3 separate regions of the Homo sapiens genome follow, and regions 1 and 2 are each linked to region 3. Evidence: chromatin loops called from intact Hi-C (ENCODE). Cell type or tissue: heart right ventricle. All regions are shown on one strand. Links, peaks and the distances in the headings refer to the core of each region. The heading gives the core; the rest is flanking DNA.

Region 1 (5,884 bases), core at 108-5,107, 46 kb before region 3:
TGGCTTAGTTTGTTCATTGTGCCCCTATAAAGAGTGCTGAGGCTGGGTAATTTATATATACATATATGTATGTACGTATGTGTATGTATACATGTATAGTTTATTTGGCTCATGATTCCAGATGGCTGCAAAAGTCCATGGTTGGGCGTCTGCATCTGGGGAGGGCCTCAGGCTGCTTCCACTTATGGGGGAGGGCAAAGGGGAGCTGGGTGTGCAGAGACCACAGGGCGAGAGGGACCCAGCGGGAAGGAGGGGAAGTGCCAGGTCCTTTTCAGCAACCAGCTTTCTTGGGAACTAATAGAGTGAGAACCCACTCAGCCTTAGGGAGGGGCGTTAGTCCATTTATGAGGAATCTCCCCTCCTTATCCAAATGCTTTCCATTAGGCTCCACCTCCAACACGGAGACCACATTTTTTTTTTCTCAAATTTCTTTTTTCACTGCAGCCTCAACCTCCCAGGCTCAGGTGATCCTCCCACCTCAGCCTCCTTAGTAGCTGGAACTACAGGTGCCCTCCACCATGTCTGGTTAATTTCTATACTTTTTTGTAGAGGGAGGTCTTGCTATGTAGCCCAGTCTGGTCTTGAACTCCTGGGCTCAAGCAATCCACTCACGTTGGCCCCCCAAAGTGCTGGGATTACAGGCATGAGCCACCACACCCGGCCTAGGAGACCAAATTTCAGCATGAGTTTGGAGGGGACAAATATCCAAACCATAGTCCTTGTTTCTTAAAGGATCTGGACCTGGCAGGTGATCTGGCAGGTGACTTTAGGTCACTATGGGAGTCCTTTAACTTTTACACAACTGCAATCTCCACGTCCACCTCTGCTTAAATCACACGGAGGCCGGCTGCCCAGCAAGTTTGAGAGCAGCACTTTATGAGTTTTCTGCTGATCATTCCCCTAAAGTGAAGTGCAGCCAGCCAAGGTAGTTATTCAAAACCTCGCTCAGTGCCCACTTGGCTTCCTCTGCCCAAGACAAGATGGCTTGCTCAGGAAGAAACACCTGCATCCCCAGTGGCAGCATTGTTGCAGGGCAAGGAGCAGCATCCACGACTCTTGTCCTTTCTCTGTGTCTCTAAATGCAAAGGCCAAACATGGGACATTTCAACAGATTCAAGCCAAGGAGAGGGTGGGAGAATCATAGTCTTTAAAATTTGTTTTGGCCGGGTACAGTGGCTCAGGCCTGTAATCCCAGCATTTTGGGAGGCTGAGGCGGGCGGGTCACAAGGTTAGGAGTTCGAGACCAGTCTGGCCAACATAGTGAAACCCTGTCTGTACTAAAAATACAAAAATTAGCTGGGTGTGGTGGCACACACCTGTAGTCCCAGCTACTTGGGAGGCTGAGGCAGGAGAATCGCTTGAACCCAGGAGGTAGAGGTTGCAGCCAAGATCGTGCCATTGCACAGAGCAAGACTCTGTCTCAAAAAAAAATTGTTTTTAAAACAATAAGGCAGGATTTAGACATTGGTAACTGACTATCCCATGTTTATTTGAAGTACCATGGAATTTTAGTGGCAGTATTTATTCAAAACCTGTCTCAGTGTGAAAAAAATATTTGGTTTCCCAGAGACTGTGCTGGGGGAGGAAGAATTCCGGGAAGCCACAATTGGGCTTAAGCATCTCTAGTCCAAACAGTTGGGGAGCCATCGGTTTCCATGTCTGTCGGGTAATTGAATGACATCATTGGGCTGAATCCGGGGTGACTGTGCGGCAGGGGGCTTTCGGCTTCGAGGGAGAGAGTCTCACCATTTCTTACCTATAGGAAAAATACCCATTGCGCATCTGAGAATTTAGAGGGTAAGTAATGCCCAACACCAAGCTAGAATATTAGGCCTTGGGGAAATTTATTTTGGCTGAATGGGATTTATTTTAAGATTCTGAAGTCATTACCACTGCACTTTATTTTCTGAGTAATGTGCCTGTCTTGTAGACTCTCGGGAGGAAATGCTTCACTCCAGCTTTATTTAGGTCATTACCACAAGGCCAAAGCAAAGACCACGTGTGAGGTCACTGACTGGCTGCTGCCAAGGGCAGGTTTATGACCGTGTAGTGGATGCCTTCCCGGCAGCCCCGCCACCAGGCTGGCTGATGCACATGCCCAGCTCCCGCACGATGCTTTTTAGCCTACAAGGTGCTGGGCTGTTAAGGGGCGGAGGTTCGGGGAACAGGGGCTACGCCAACGCACAGGTAGATAGGGGCTGGTCTGCTTCCCCTGGGGCTTCAGGAAAACATTTGAATGTTTCTTTCTTCCCCAGTAACAATGAGCAGGTTGCTCGGACCACTTGCCGGGGGCGTCTAACCGACCTCTTCTACGCCAGGCATATTAGCCGCTTGTCACGGGTCAGTGACAGATGGAGTGGACGGTAGTAGGAATCTGTATCGGAAATCTGTGTCCGACCTTCCTTTACTGCTTCCTGGGCTTAAAAACCTTGATTAAAATGTTTGTCTCCTGGCTGGGTGCAGTGGCTCTCTAATCCTAGCATTTTGGGAGACTGAGGCAGGAGGATTGCTGGAGCCCAGGAGTTCGAGACCAGCCTAGGAAACAAGGCAGAAACCCCATCTCTACAAAAATAAAAATAAATTAGCCAGGTGTGGTGGCCTACATCTGTAGCCCAGTTCCTTGAGAAGCTGAGATGGGAAGATCACTGGATCCTCCCACCTGGTTAAGCCCAACCAGGAGGTTGAGGCTGCAGTGAGCTATGATTGCACAACTGCACTCCAGCCTGGGTGACAGAGCAAGACTCTGTCTCAAAAAAAAAAACAAAAACAAAAACAAAAAAAGGGCTTCTTTTTTTCCCCCCCTCATAAAAGGCATATCCTACACCAAGTTTTCCTCAAATATGAATAGGCCCAAGAACCACCTGTAGATCTTGTAGAGCTGCAGATTCGGATTCAGTAAGTCTGGGACAGGGCATAGGAGTCTCGCAAGCTCCCAGGTGACACTGATGTTGCTGGTCTGGGGCCACACTTTGAACAGCCGGGCCCCAAGCCTCTCTCGACTCCAGGAGACATCCAGGGCTGGCTTGCTCATTGCTTCTCCTTAGCATGGTGCGGTGCCCACTCTGGGTGCCGGGGTCCACGTCCCCATCATTATTATGGTCAGCATATAGCTGTGACCTTTCTGACATCAATGTGGATGTGCGATAAGTCCATGTTTGCGGGAACCTAAGGAAAGACCCACTTACTCATCATCTATGAAGGTGTGGGTAGGAGACAAGAGAGCCGTGCAGAGAAACGAGAGTCAGGAAGAGAATGAGGAGCTCTGGGCATGGAGATGGACACCAGGGACCAGTGGGGAAGCTGAACGGGGCCTGGGCCTCTGCAAAGAGACCTGGCGGGGAGGGGGCAGAAGTAGGGTGCTCACCTGTTGGCATGTCCAGGGCGGGGTGGTGGCAGATTCAGGCTGAAGTTCAGGCTGAGCCCTGGAGACCCAGGCAGAGTTGACCCTGCCTCCTGGGGACCAAGGAGCCTTCAGTGAACTGTCACCCCCTACTGCAGAGCCCAGGACGTGCAGACAACATGTTTTGAATGAATGGAGTGGAAGTCAGGTACAAATATGAGACAAGGGCCTGATGCTGTGTGTAATGCTGGGTCAGACCCGTGGGCAGGTGAGCAGTGCTTGCTTAGAGGGGACCTTGGGCCTGGTTTCCCTTGCTCTGTGGTCCTGCTTCTGAGCTGAGTAGCTGTGGACCTATCGTGGGGAGGAGGAACTCAGAATATGCCCAGCTCAGAGTCTGGGTCTTAGAAGAGAGAAACTGGGGGCGTGGTGCAAGCCCTGAGGGCATTCAGCTGTGTGGTCCAGGGGAAACCACCATAGCTTTGGGGGGTCAGACTGTGAGGCTCAGAACCAGGCAGCCGGCCCCGCCCGTGTGTTCTACTCCACACACGCCGTGTGAGTTGCTGTTCATGTGGTCCAGGGCACTGCCTCACCCTGAGCATTTCATCCACTGGACACTGGGTATTTCTCATCGCAGAGGAGCCTGCACAGGCTACAGAGCACGACCAGACTGAGAGCTCTGAGAGGGGCCCTGGAGGAAAGAATTTGCAGCATGATGTGCCCAGTCCTTAGACCCTCTGTCCCCAGGTGTGTGGCCTGCAGCATACCTGTGCATTCTGTGGGTCACCGATGTCTCCAAGAAGGGAGCATTTTCTCCGGAACCCAGCAAGGAGCAGCTGATGAAGGCCTGCTGACTGCTTTTGGCTTTGCGAGTGCTCTTGAAACCCGTGTACTCCCCAGGAGCTCTGGGCAGCTGCTTCGGCTGCAAGAAGCCTTCACTCACAGATATGGATGCGTCCCAGGGCACCTCACTCCTGCCTTTATTCTTCCAGCCACACGCCAGGGGTCCCCAGGCCACCTCCACTGAGATTAGGCAGTGTGTTTCTATCATGATTCACACATTAGCCATTGTGATATACAATTTTAGCCTTAGAAAAAAGTTGCAAGAATAGTACAAAGAAACGTTTGTACACTTCAACCAATTCATTAATTGTGAGCATTTTGTCTCATTTGCTTAATATCCTCTCTCTAGTATAATCTCTATGTATATATCTTTTCTTACATGTATATAGTATCATCTCTGTCCATGTACATATCTTTTCATATATATGTGTGTATATATGTGCATATACATAGATGTGTATGCAAATATATGTGTGTATGTATGTGTGTATGTGTGTATGTAAATATATGTGTGTGTGTATATATGTGCATATACATATGTGTGTGTAAATATATGTGTATGTATATGTGTGTTTATATGTGCGGATACATATGTGTATGTAAATATATGTATGTATATGTATGTTTGTATATATGTACACACACATAGATTTTAGGGCAAGAACTATTTAAAGAGGTTGTGGACATCAGGTTTCTTTTCCCAAGTGCTTTGGTGTGTATTGCTAGGAATAGTCATTCTCTTATATCACTGACATTGTTATATCCTACCCTTGAACCCATCATCCTTATTCAAATAGAATGCCCTTTGCAACCACGTTTTTTCCGGTTTAGGATCTTTTCTCAAATTCATGCTGTATTTGCCTTCATGATCTTGATGATACTGAGGGAAGGATTATTTTCATTTTCTTTAGTAAAGAAAGTGCAAAACTAGAACCAACAACATCAAAGTCGCTTTTATTGAAAGGCTTGGAATCCACATCGATGGATCCTTCCCATCGATCAGCAAAATCCAAAAACCTATCTGCTGGGTGGATCTCCGCATGTGGCTGACCTCCAGGGAGCAGGTGGGCACGGTGGCCTGTTTTCAGGTTTGCAGTGTATGAGGCGACACCATCTGGATACTGGCCTCCTCCGAGTCTGTCTGACCGAGAAGGCAGCCCCTGGTTCTCCAGTCTTGACTCTGGTTTCAGATGCTGCTCTTGGATTAAAAAGCAGATTTCTGGCCACGCTCTTTGATCACAAATTTAATTACAAAATTTGCTCTAACCCCAAAGGAATGAAAACTTACCAGCTAAATGAAAGCTGCAAGTTGCTAGATTTTGACTTGATCAGCCTGTCTTTCTGTAACCAAATAATCATTCTTTGTCCCGATGCGATGTTGGTCACCCTCAACATCAAAGCCCTTTTGTGGGACGCCTTTATCTCTCTGAGGGCCTGTGTGGTGCAGATAAGGGGAGTGAGAGGAGATGATGTGATCGCCCTTGGCCCTACTCTTATATCCGGAGCCAGCGGTGGGACTTAGACCGCAGCATCCTGACCTGACTTCCAGGCTCTGCTTCCAGCGGGAGAGCTTCTCCAGCAGGCTGAAGACACATGCAAAATTAAGATACACTTTCAGGCTGGCTTTTATGATAAAAACCCCAACTTAAAATTTTTTTCCATAAGTTACTGGGGGGCAGGTGGTATTTGGTTACAAGAGTAAGT
Region 2 (5,884 bases), core at 547-5,546, 68 kb before region 3:
GTTTCCAAATAAGGTGACATTCTTAGGTACTGGGGGTGAGTATGTATCTTTTCTTCAACATATCTTTTTGGTGGAATGCAATTCAACCCAGAACACCACCTCTCACGAAAACGGCTAAAAACGGCTGGGGAGGCATTTTCAAGAACTTTCACTAACAAATTTTAAAGAATAGATTTCACTGTAAGCCTTGGGCAGCCACTGAAGAGTGTGTTGGAATAGCTGCTGAGTGTCGGCCACTACTGGGTGACGTTTCCTTAATGGCTGGAAGAGTGAAGGAATTAGGGCCGAGCGTGTATGCACAAAAACTTCTTCTGTTTTGACTGTATGGGCTTCTTCCTTTCATTTGTTCATTTAGCAAACATGTATTGCCTTCTTTTGTCTTCTAGGATCTATGAAAGATAAAATGTGGTGTGAGGACACGGCCCAGCCCCACCGTCGTCTTCCAGCCCCACCATCGTCTTCCAGCCCCACCGTCGTCTTCCAGTCCCACCGTCGTCTTCTAGCCCCACCATCGTCGTCTTGGACTCTCTGGGTGGCACCACGCTGTGGGTGCTGCTCTCCTCTGTGTCCCAAACGAGTTTGTGCCTCACTTTGTCGGGTTTTGGCTGTGACTTGGAGCCTCACCAAGCTCCCTTTTCCTCTGTCTCCCATTCTCCTCTCCAGGCCAGGGTGGCTTCCCCAGCCCTCCTCCCCGGGTCCTGCCTGTGCCGAGCCTTCCTCCCAGGAGGGAGGTGATACTGACTTGAGATCTTATGGGTGTTTTGTTTGTGGCTGGGCCTGGCCGACCCTCTCTCCACGGCCTTAGATCACACTCTGGATGGATAGGACAGTCGTCCTCAATACTGAGCCTCTTTGGAGCATACCCACTGATGGTGGTTCACAAGCTACCCACGCCCACAGGCTGACCCAGATCTCCGTGAAATTAAAAAATACTGTGAAAGGAAAAAGAGCCAATGTCATGTGGATAATGAAGTGTCAGCCACTGAAAAATCTCAAAATAATAAACATGGCTTGTTTGTCAGGGTTCTCTAGAGAAACAGCAGCAACTGTGTGTGTGTGTGTGTGTGTGTGTGTGTGTGTGTGTGTGTGCGCGCAGAGAGAAAGAAGGAGGGAGGAAGACATAAGGAATCAGCTCATGCAATTGTGCAGCCTGGCATGTCCACAGTCTGTAGGATGGGCCGGCACGCTGGAGACCCAGGAAAGAGCTGCAGTTTGAATAGGAAGGCCATGGGCGGGAGAGTTCCTTCCTGTTCAGGGGACCTCAGTCTTTCTCTAGAAGACCTTTGGCTGACCGGATGAGGCTCATCCACGCTATGGACACAAATCAGCTTTACTCAAAGTCTACTGATTTAAACGTTAATCTCATCTACAAAAAGTACCTTCACAAAAACATCTAGAACAACGTTTGACCAAATATCTGGGTACTGTGGCTTAGCCAGGTTGATACATCAAATTAACCGTCACCTTTTGCTTAATCTACTTTTTAATTTGCTTTTACTTTGAAAACAAGTAAAGTTTTTGTAAGCCTCCAAGTTGAGATTAACGATGTGAGAAGGAGAATCCATAAACTTTCCTGTTGAACAAATAGCAGATGGATTTTTTCAGGAGGTGGGGACCACACAGGGCTGGCCTGCTCTGACGTGGCAGCCGCAGAGGGGTGGCATCAGCAGCAGACAGTCTCATGTCCTCAGCCCTGCCGACGTCCAGATCACTGTGGAGTGTAGCTATTACTCATGCCTTTTTCTTTGATCTTTGCCTTTTTCCTTATTATTTTTTTTCCTTGCTGAAGATAAAAATAAAATGGAAGTAATGATAAAACCACAGTTCATAACCTAAAGTGCCACAAGGATTAATGACAAATTGGTGCCCTGGACATGTTCGTCACACAGCCAATGTCCCCGCTGTGCCAGATCCATTTTGAACGTAAGCTGGACTGTCTCACCCTGACAGAGTTTTCCAGTCCTCTTCCTCCCAGGTTCTCAGTGTGGCCAGTCCAGACATCTGCCTTGCACCACTGCCTCCTGGTGACCCCTCCTCACGGGACAGCTGGACACAACCTGCCTGACTCGCCCTCAGACCCCACACCCCACATGGACTGTGCAGACCTATGCCCCAGTGACCCTTCAGTCACAGTGTGACCCCACGGAGCTCTTGCCTGCTTGCTCCAGACCCACCGATTAGAACTCCCGTGGTAAACCTGCTTGGCTAACTCCTTGGTCCCCATAAAGGTGTTGGCCCCTGGGTCTCCCTATCTTTCCCCCTGCCCGATGGTTGAGTGTGCATGTCCCCAGTGGCTCCCCACTCCCGTCAGCCCTGCGAGGTGGGCTGCCCTCTCCTCTCGCGGCCCTGGGAGACATCAGCTGCTTCTGAGCTCATGAGCTCTGCAGCACCGCCTCCTGTGTCTCAGCCCAGCTCGCTCCTGGTCAGGGCTAGAATTTACAGCCACTCTCAAGAGAGACCTCAGGCCAAATTAGAAAAAAATTAATATTTACAAAACAGCATGTGTGTATGTGTGTGTGGGGTGTGTGTGTGGAGGGCTGTGTGGTGTGTATGTGTGTACATGTGTATGTGTGTGGGGTGTGGTGTGTATGTGTCTGTGGTGTGGGGTATGTGTGTGGGGTGGAATGCGTATATGTGTATGTGTACATACATATACACGTTTAAAGGTCAAGCTGTTCTTTAATCAACCAGAAAGCGTAGGACACACATATTTCTTAGTTTTTTCCAAACTGAGATAGAGAAAGGAAGATGTTTTTAAGTATGTATAAATTCGTATTCATTTTATGAAGAGAGAAGGAAAGGCCCGCTCTGCCAGTGCCCCATTACAGCCCATACACCCTGCAGGTGGCTGGGGCATGAGAAGCGTTGAGTTGCCTCTGGGTGACAGGGGGCCTAGAGCCCTTGCATCTTGGCTGTGTGTGTAGTGTAGGGTGTGTGGGGTGCGCGTATGTGTGGTGTGTGTATGTGTGTGTGGCGTGTGTGTGTGTTGTGTGTGTGCTATATGTTTGTGTGGGAAATGGGTGTGTGTGTGTAGGGTGTGTGTGTGGTGTGGAGTGTGTATGTGTGTGTGGGTATGTATGTGTGATGTGTGTATGGTGTGGGGTGTGTGTGGTGTAGGGTGTGTGTGTGGTGTGGGGTGTGTGTGTGTGGTGTGTGTGTAGGGTGTGTGTGTGTTGTGTGGTGTGTGTGTAGGGTGTGTATATATGGTGTGGGGTGTGTGTGGGGTGTGTGTGTGTATGTGTGGTGTGTGTGTGGTGTGTGGGTGTGTGTGGTGTGTGGTGCGTTCATGTGTATGTGTGGTGCATGTGTGTGAGGTGTGGTGTGTGTGGGTGTGTGATGTGGGGTGTGTCTGTGGTGTGTGTGTGTGTGGTGTGTGTGGTGTGTGTGTGGTGTGTGTGTAGGGTGTGTGTGTTGTGTGGGTTGTGTTGTGTGGGGTGTGTGTGCGGTATATGTGTGTGTATGTGTGGCATGTGTGTGGTTTTATTTGTGTGTGTGGTGTGTGTGTGTGGTGTGGGGTGTGTGTGTGGTGTGGAGTGTGTGGTTGTGGTGTGTGTGTAGGGTGTGTGTGTTGTGTGGGGTGTGTGTGTGTGGCATCTGTGTGGTTTTTTTGTGTGTGTGATGTGTGGTGTGTGTGTGTGGTGTGGGGGGTGTGTGTGGTGTATTTAGGGTGTGTGTGTTGTGTGGGGTGTGTTATGCGGGGGGTGTGGGGTTATATGTCTGTGTATGTGTGGCGTGTGTGTGGTTTTGTGTGTGCGATTATGGTGTGTGCATGTGTGTTTGTGGTGTGTGTGTGGTGTGATGTGGCATATGTTGTGTGTTGTGTGGTGTGTGTGGGGGGGGTGTGTCACACGTATATTGGAATCTGAACCAGGTGCTGTTTGTCATCACTCTGCCTCTGTACTTTGCTGAAGCAGCCCACATGGACGATGGGGCCCTTCCCAGTGCTGCAGAGTCTTGAGCTAAGAGTTTACGTATTCCAAGACAACGCACATGGGACATGGGACTTCCTCCCCCGTGCTCCTCCTGTCCTCCGCCTCCTTGATGAGCTGGACGTGCGGGGAGACCCCAGACCTGGCGCATGGCTGGTTTTGCTCTGTGCCTGCACAGACCGGAGATGCCCTTGGTGACGCCGTCTGCTCCTCCCGTGCTTTCAGACACAGTGAGCGCCCTGTACCCAAGTGTGTGTCACGCAGGGGTGCTGGGGTCCCTTTCGTCTCTATTCCCCATTAAACATCTTTCACCATTTTAACATGCAGGCATTTAGAAACTCTTTTTTCATATAATAATTGTCTGAGCTCAGAAAAGCCAGCAGCGTTACTCACTGTCACCGAAGTCCAGATGGTATTTTTATTCTGTGCTCAAATTGGCTTCCTCATTTCTTTCCAGGCCCTGTAAGCAGCTTAAAATTTCCATTTTCCAGGTCAAGCTGTTCTTTAATCAACCAGAAAGCGTAGGACACACATATTTCTTAGTTTTTTCCAAACTGAGATAGAGAAAGGAAGATGTTTTTAAATACGTATAAATTCATATTTGTTTTATGAGGAGGGAAGGAAAGGCCCGCTCTGCCAGTGCCCCATTACAGCCCATACACCCTGCAGGTGGCTGGGGCATGAGAAGCGTTGGGTTGCCTCTGGGTGACAGGGGGCCTAGAGCCCTTGCATCTTGGCTGTGACCGTGGCCTTCGATCGAGCACAGTGGGTGAGGGCCTTCTGAATAAGAAGGGCACCGCCACACCCTGTGGGGCCGATGAGCAAGTCAGTTCCTCTAATACAAACTCTGCATTCCTTGTGGCTCCCCAAAAAGGTCAGAGGACTTAGGAGATGGAGAGGAACCAGGAGGTCTTCTAGTTCAACTTGCTCACTTTTCAGATGCAGAGTTCAGTTCACCGAGGCTGGGGCAGCATCAGGATCAGAACCCAGACCCTTTGACCCCAGGGCTCTTTGCCCGCAGCATAGGGAGGCTGGAGAGGGCCCTCTGCCTGTCCCCAGTCTTGGGAAAGTCCTTCTCTGTGCGGCGGTGAAATACTCAAAGAGAGGTGAAGGCGGGGCCTCTCTGGGAAGGTGACCTGGGGTAAGGAGCCTGGGTTGCAAGTCTCTGGGAGTCAGTGGGACCCTGCTGTGCCCTTGGCTTTTCCTCTATGGCCCTTCTCTAGCTCAGGAACTCTACTATGCTGTTCCTGGTGCCACCTGTCCCAGAGGTTGTGAGCCAGTACCGTGTTCTCTGCCCTCAAATATGACTTCCATCTGTTTCCTCCTCAGTATTTACAATGCAGACAGAGATTGCCTGATTCTGTGTTGCCGCCCTTCCACTCTAGGCTGCCTGGGTCAGCTGCGTGTCTGTTTCTGTAGATTTGGAGGGGCCTCATCCTGGGCTGGCTTTGCATAACGAGAACAAACAAGAGCTGTCCAAACTGCTGTGGAACCAACTTTCCTTTCCTTGAGAGGAAGCTGGAATTCAAGGTGCTGAGTGAACCTACTTCCAGACAGGTGGTCCTAAATGGGAAGTGTTGCATGGATCTCAGAAAATGACAGTCCCTAAAATAAGTCCATTTGTTTTTCCAAAATCACCAAAAACCTGGGAGTGGAACGCAGTCACCTTTGAGACACAGCTTGACAGTGACTGTGGCCTTTGATTGAGCACAGTGAGGGACAGACTTTTGATTAAGAAGGGCACCACCACACCCTACAAGGCTGATGGGCAAGTCAGTTCCTCTAAGGCAAACTCTCCTTTCCTTGTGGCTCGAAAAAAGCCGGAGGACTTTGGAGATGGAGAAGAACCAGGAGGTCTTCTAGGTCAATTTGCTCACTTTTCAGATGCAGAGCTTAGCTCACCGAGGCTGGGGCAGCATCAGGATCAGAACTCAGACCCTTTGACCCCAGACAGG
Region 3 (5,884 bases), core at 379-5,378:
CCTGGGTAAGGCAGGAAAACAGCTGGAAGGGCGTGCGCAGCAAGGTCAGCAGGGAAGGCTCAGCAAGCCCCAAGCGAGCAAGCGGTAAGCTGGCCGGCAAGCAGGGAGGGTACACGCATGGGTAACAGCAGGGCAGGAAAGTGCCTGTGGGAACTACGGGGATCCGGTGCAGACTTCAGGAGAGCAGAAGGGAAGCAGCCAGCAGCCCGGGTTAGGAAGACAGCTGGAGGAGAGAAAGAAGCGAGAATAGCCGAGAATCCTGCAGGGAAGCTTGACTATGAACAGGCTGAGGGAAGGAAAGCCTGATGTGGAGGAGGCTGTGGACTCCCAGGGGGTCTCTCAAAAGACAGGCGAAGCTGATCCCGGCTCTTTCTATTCCCTGTTCCTTTCCAGGTTTTGACCTTATTGAACGCAGGGTTGAGGGTTTTTTTGTTTTTTTTTTTAAACCTTATTTAAATCCTGCTACATGTGTAATTTTATAAGCTGCTTTCTTCAGTTCCTATAATGTGTATAAAGTTTCCAAGAAGAAGCCTGGTTTTCACCATGATAATTATTGGTGGTTGAAAACTAGTGGCTTTCTAAAGCAATCATATAATATTCTTTCCCCTCACGGGAGCACTTCTGTTGCTTTCAAGAGTCTGGAACTGTAACCTTGTGACAGGGGTTACAGGGAATCTCTTTATATCCAATTTGAATTCGTTAATCATTTAATTTGCATGTTCTTTTTCCTTAAAAGGGACTCAACATTGAGGACCATCCCTTTGTTCACAATAACACCACAGCTGGCAGTTGCCCGCACTTCACGCGCTCTGGGCTCTGCTCTGAGCACTCTGTGGGTATTGCTTCGTTTAAATTCTTAGACTAACCCCAAGAGGCAACTACTCTCCTTAAGCTCATTTTTTTTTTCAGAAGAGGAAATTGAGGGGGACGAAGGTGATTTTCTTGCATAAGATCCCAAGGCTGGTCCTCTGAAGACGCACATGAACCAGCTGTGTCCCAAGGCTGTCTTCCCTAGGAGCCCTCTGGCGGGGACCTGCCTGAGAGTGTGATGGGCTCTCCCCCGCCCTCGGGGGCTGCCTTTTGTCCCAGTGCACTCAGGAAAACCGCCATGCCCTTTCCAACCTTCATGAGTGCTTAGGACCAAGAGTTGGGTAGAGCTCCAGAAGAGTTGAATTATTTTATTTGGCGTTCTAGAACCCAACTAGGAAAAGGAGTCTAAGGTTCTGGTTTATTTATTTATTTAATTAATTTTATTGTTTGTTTTTTATAGAGACAGGGTCTTACTCTGTCACCCAGGCTGGAGTGCAGTGGCGTGATCGCCGGTCACTGCAGCCTCCAGCTCCCAGGCTCCAATCTCAGCCTCTGGAGTAGCTGGGACCACAGGCATGCACCACCACAGCCATGCGCCACCACAGCTGGCTCATTTTTAAATTTTTTTGTAGAGACGAGGTCTCACTGAGTAGCCCAGGCTGTTCTCAAGCTCCCAGCCTCAAGAGATCCTTCCTCCTTGGCCTCACAAAGCGCTGGGATTGCAGGCAGGAGACCCCGTGTTCAGCCTAAGGTTCTGATTGGCTCTTCTCGTTGTCCTGTGGGCGAGGGGTTGGGGGAGTGGACCAGTTCCCAGAGCCAGCTGTGGATGTGGCGGGCTCCAGGGTCAGATCTTCCCCCCATCACCAGGAACGTTCCCCTCCTATCAGAATGAGGCTGTGTGGGGAGAGCGGACTTGCCCTCCACCCACTGGCAGATGAATCCCTGGTGCCCCGCAAAGAGCAGGCACTCCACAAACGTTTCCTGGATCAATCACGGAAAGAGAGGTTTTCACAGTGGTCATCCCCGGGGTCTCCAGGTATTAAAAATTTCCAGCCCAGCTCTGCCAGCAAAACACTGAGAACACTCCTGTACCCCGCAGCACGTGGCCTTGAGATCCACTTAGAACTTCGCGCCACGTCCACATCCCACGGCACCCCACTAAGCTCTGCAGAGAACTGTCTATAGATTCCTGCTCTGTGGCTTCCAGGGTGAGAATCCTGTCCCTTTCGTGAGCACAGAAGGTTGGAAAACAGGTATTTTCCAAATAGTTATTTTTACCCTGGTCAGTCATCCGGAAAAATATTAGATTCTATTTACGGTTAGGTTTGTTGGCAGTCACACTCTGCCGTGTTGCTTGGCACAGTGAACTGCCAGATTGCGTCAGGATACAGGGCCGCTCGAGCGACCGCCAAACACAAAGAGGGGAGGCTGCGCGGCCCCAGCTTCACTTCTAATAGGGCAGGACACACTAATCCAGTGTTTCCAGATCAGCAGTTTAGAGTGAATTCCAATTGCATATTGCTAAGGGAAACAGCATCCCCGGCACCTTCCCTGCTGAACCAGAGATGAGTCACGGCTGCCCGGGAAGAAACAAGGGCCAGACTGTCAGACGTGGAGAACCCAGGGTGCTTTACCCAGATAGAGGCAAAGTTCTGAACTTGTGTTCCTAGCTGTGGTTGGGGAGGGCTGTGGAGCAAGGGCTCTGGGGCCTGAAGTTTAGATTATCCGCATTGCCGTGGCCTTGGGTCATACAAACCCAGAGTCAAGAGCATCATTTTCTAGGGCCACATTTAAGGGGGACACTGAAAAGGGTCCCCATTTAAGGGTAACCAAAGGAGGGTGTCCTGGCTAATGAAAAACCAAAAACCAAGTTATAGGGGCCTACCCTGGAAGAGAGGAGTCGGGGGTAGAAGGAAGATTTCCAGTTTTAAAATACCCCAAGGTCTGTCCAACAAAAGAGAGATTGGCCTTAGCACGTTAGAAGTTGGTTGGTTGGTTTTACAACACAAAGAAAACTCTCCAAGCTGTGCTGTCCAGCCACGGGAACAGCTGCCGTGAAATTTCGTAGATATGTAAGTTTCCCGGGTTTCCCTAACAAAGGCCCATGAACTGGGTGGCTTCAAACAAGAGAAATGTATCCTCTCACAGTTCTGAGGACCAGAAATTTGAAATAGTTACCACTGGGCCTAAATCAGGTTGCCAGCAGGGCTGTGCTCCCAGGAGGCTCTGGGAGAATCCATTCCTTGCCTCTCTGCCCTCTGGTGGCTGCCGGCATTCCTTGGCTTGTGGCTGCATCACTCCTTTGTTTTCTTCTGCTGTTTTTTTTTTTTTTTTTTTTTTTGAGACAGGGTCTTGCTCTGTCACTCAGGCTGAAGTACAGTGGCACAGTCTCGGCTCACTGCAGCCTCCACCTCCTGGGTTCAATTAATCCTCCTAGCTCAGCCCCCCAAGTAGCTGGGACTATAGGCACACATCACTACGTCTGGCTAATGTTTGTGTTTTTTGTAAAGATAGGGTCTTGCTATATTGCCCAGGCTGGTTTCAAACTCCTGGGCTCAAGCCATCCGCCCACTTTGGCCTCCCAAAGTTCTGGGATTACAGATGTGAGCCACCACGCCCAGCCCTACTCCATCTTCAAGGTCAACATCTTTGTTTTTTCTCTATTCCAGCTTCATACCGCCTTCTCCTTTGTGTGTGTGTGTGTGTCTGTGTATAAATCCCCCCGATTCTCTTTTATAAGGACACTTGTGATTGCATTTAGGGTGTACCTGGGAAATCCAGGATTATCTTTCCATCTGAAGATACTTCACTGAATCACATCTGCAAAGATTCCTTTTCCAAATAAGGTCACAGTCGTAGGTTGCAGGGATTAGGACTTGATATCTTTGAAGCTCATTATTCAGCCTGCTACTGGTGATAGGAAAGCTTAGTAGTAAGGCAAGTGAACTTTGCTATTTCCTATTGTTCAGCTTTGCCATTTACTACCTACTTGACCTTTCTAGGCCTCAGTTTTGTCCTCTGTAAAATGGGGATCCTAGAAGAACTTATTACCTGGGATTGCTGTAAGGACTAAATAGGATAACATGGCTGGTGCACACAGTACCCAGGAAACATTACCTGTAACCATGTCGCTGATAGCTTGGCTGGTTTGTGACATGGATGTCATGGGAGGGAGTACTGCAGGGGGCTCACACCAGGGAGTTAATTTATAGCTCCCTGCAAGTTCCTACCGCTGCTATAATGCATGCTGCGTTAGCTTGGACACTGTGGACCTTAACTCATCATTGTTCCCTCAGTGTTTATGGTGATGCTGGGTGCATAGTAGAAGCTCAATTAAAAAAAATTGAGCCATAAGAAATTGGTGCCCTTATTGGTCAAACATGGTCAAATATGGACAATTCCAAATGCTTCAAGGTAACACACTGGAGAAAGGGCCACACAGATATTGGATGGGAACATTGTCCTCAGGGATAATGCATTTCTTTGGATTAGATGAGATTCTTTTACCCCAAATGCTTGCAATCTCTCTTAGTTGCAAAAGTCACTGACGGCAGCTTCTGCAGATGCCTCGGAGGGCTTCACAGCATTTGAAATGCCAGGTTTGCAGGTCCCCCATCCAGTGATCCAAAAACCCCCTGGCATCTTAATTTAAAGAGTAAATATACTTATTAAAAGAGGTAAAGCATGCATTGCCAGCCCCGTACCCTGTGAGACTTCTTTCCAAACACCATTCCTCTGCGTTCTTTTCAAATAAGTACGGGTGCCCTTTTAATTTTAACTCTGCTCCGTTCAGAAGCACTCCTTATAGAATGCGTTTTTAAATGGCCTGTAATCTGGGTGGGCCATCTGTTGTCCCACCCATGTGCTCTCTCGCTCTGCGTCAAGTTTGATATCTGAATGGCAACAAGGAGGCAAGGTTGGAGCCCTGGGTGTGGGCTGGGGGGCTGCTGTTATAGCTGCTGCGCCTGCTCGTGGCCGCCCCACTTTCCTGTTTGCAGGGCGTTTTGCTGTCACACCATCCTCCACCAACGTGGATTAAAAAAATGCTTGGGGCTGTGTCCTGACTGTACAAAAATAGAACAGTCAGTGCTTTTAGCAGACTTTTTGGAAAAGAAATTGTAGCCCGCCCTTCCTTTTTCAGTGAGACATATGTTCCCAAGGAACAGACTTTAAGAAGCCGGGTGGTTGTTAGAAGGCCAGGCAGTGAGTGGGGGGTCTTTTTGATTCCAGGGTTCTGGTGACCCTGGAGACGGGGGTGCCACCCACAATCTCAGGTCCCAAGCTTTGGGCCACCCTCAGTTGAAGCATTTCTGCTTTTCTTGCCACTAAAGAAAATATCATAAAGAATGAATCCATGTCTGTTTCCCTGACCAGTATGCCGAAAATCACTGGACAATCCTGTAAAAAGTATAGATGTGTCTTTTAAAAAACTACATTCTACCCCACATCCTAGAAGTGTTATTAGGACACATCAGAATTTGGATGGATGTCACTGATCCTGTCTGAGTGAAGCCTGTCCAGATTCCAGTAACAGATGCTCATCTGCTGGGAGGTGGAGTGGCAGGTTCTCAGTGAGGGAGCTCACCTACACAGGGACCAAGATTCAAAGGAGGCAGCTCAGTCTCAGGTTGGAAGGAGGAGACAGCAGGGCTATGTCGCGTGGTGGTGACTGGGCACTAAATTGGATTCTGAGCCTCTCAGCAGCCAAGGCGCAAAGGGAAATGAGTTGGACAGTGTTGGGTTTTTTTTGTTTTTGTTTTTGTTATTGAGAGAAAGCAGGCACATATGTCTAAAAGCAGAATTCTTTTCATGATACTAGAAAGCATATATCCTACCAGTCCTTACAGAAAAGGCTTTGGGAAGCCACACATTATAAAATTATTATTTTCTTTACCATGGTTTTGCAAAATATATTTTTAAAAGTTCTTTGTTGCTTATTTTTATAGAGCTTAAATTCTGATGTGAAAATTTTGGTGCGTAGACTGGGGGCCGTCTACTTTTTATATAATTCTTACTGCCCAGACACTTGCTGTACAGCCAGAATGTTTTTAACCAAAAAAGAGCTTCGATGCTA

Evidence for each region. Hi-C counts contacts between places; a loop is a spot of excess contacts. Peaks named below come from ENCODE experiments on the same cell type or tissue, not always from the same donor. Only the 100,000 strongest peaks of a DNase experiment are listed, where the experiment ranks them.
Region 1: a loop joins it to region 3, with 2.1 times the contacts of the local background. A loop is called at or near these places in 15 of 110 quality-filtered maps.
Region 2: a loop joins it to region 3, with 3 times the contacts of the local background. A loop is called at or near these places in 39 of 110 quality-filtered maps.

Annotation. Positions count from the first base shown.
Region 1 is chr21:42,046,382-42,052,265 of GRCh38, forward strand. The region is part of intron 1 of LOC107985502 (a long non-coding RNA gene); the gene reads left to right. Among named protein-coding and RNA genes, the nearest start is that of UMODL1, 22 kb to the right of the region's middle. In heart right ventricle, for the core only: no CTCF peak of the experiment used is centred there; a DNase peak (open chromatin) is centred at 2,061; H3K27ac peaks cover 750 bases.
Region 2 is chr21:42,023,920-42,029,803 of GRCh38, forward strand. It overlaps ZNF295-AS1 (ZNF295 antisense RNA 1), which reads left to right. Exons shown (of 2, transcript NR_119384.1): 2 at 387-1,001. Among named protein-coding and RNA genes, the nearest start is that of ZBTB21, 17 kb to the left of the region's middle. In heart right ventricle, for the core only: no CTCF peak of the experiment used is centred there; no DNase peak of the experiment used is centred there; H3K27ac peaks cover 1,154 bases.
Region 3 is chr21:42,091,962-42,097,845 of GRCh38, forward strand. All of the region lies in intron 6 of UMODL1 (uromodulin like 1), which reads left to right. Among named protein-coding and RNA genes, the nearest start is that of UMODL1-AS1, 14 kb to the right of the region's middle. RefSeq lists an enhancer at 1,416-1,921. In heart right ventricle, for the core only: no CTCF peak of the experiment used is centred there; a DNase peak (open chromatin) is centred at 2,260; H3K27ac peaks cover 555 bases; H3K27me3 peaks cover 1,647 bases.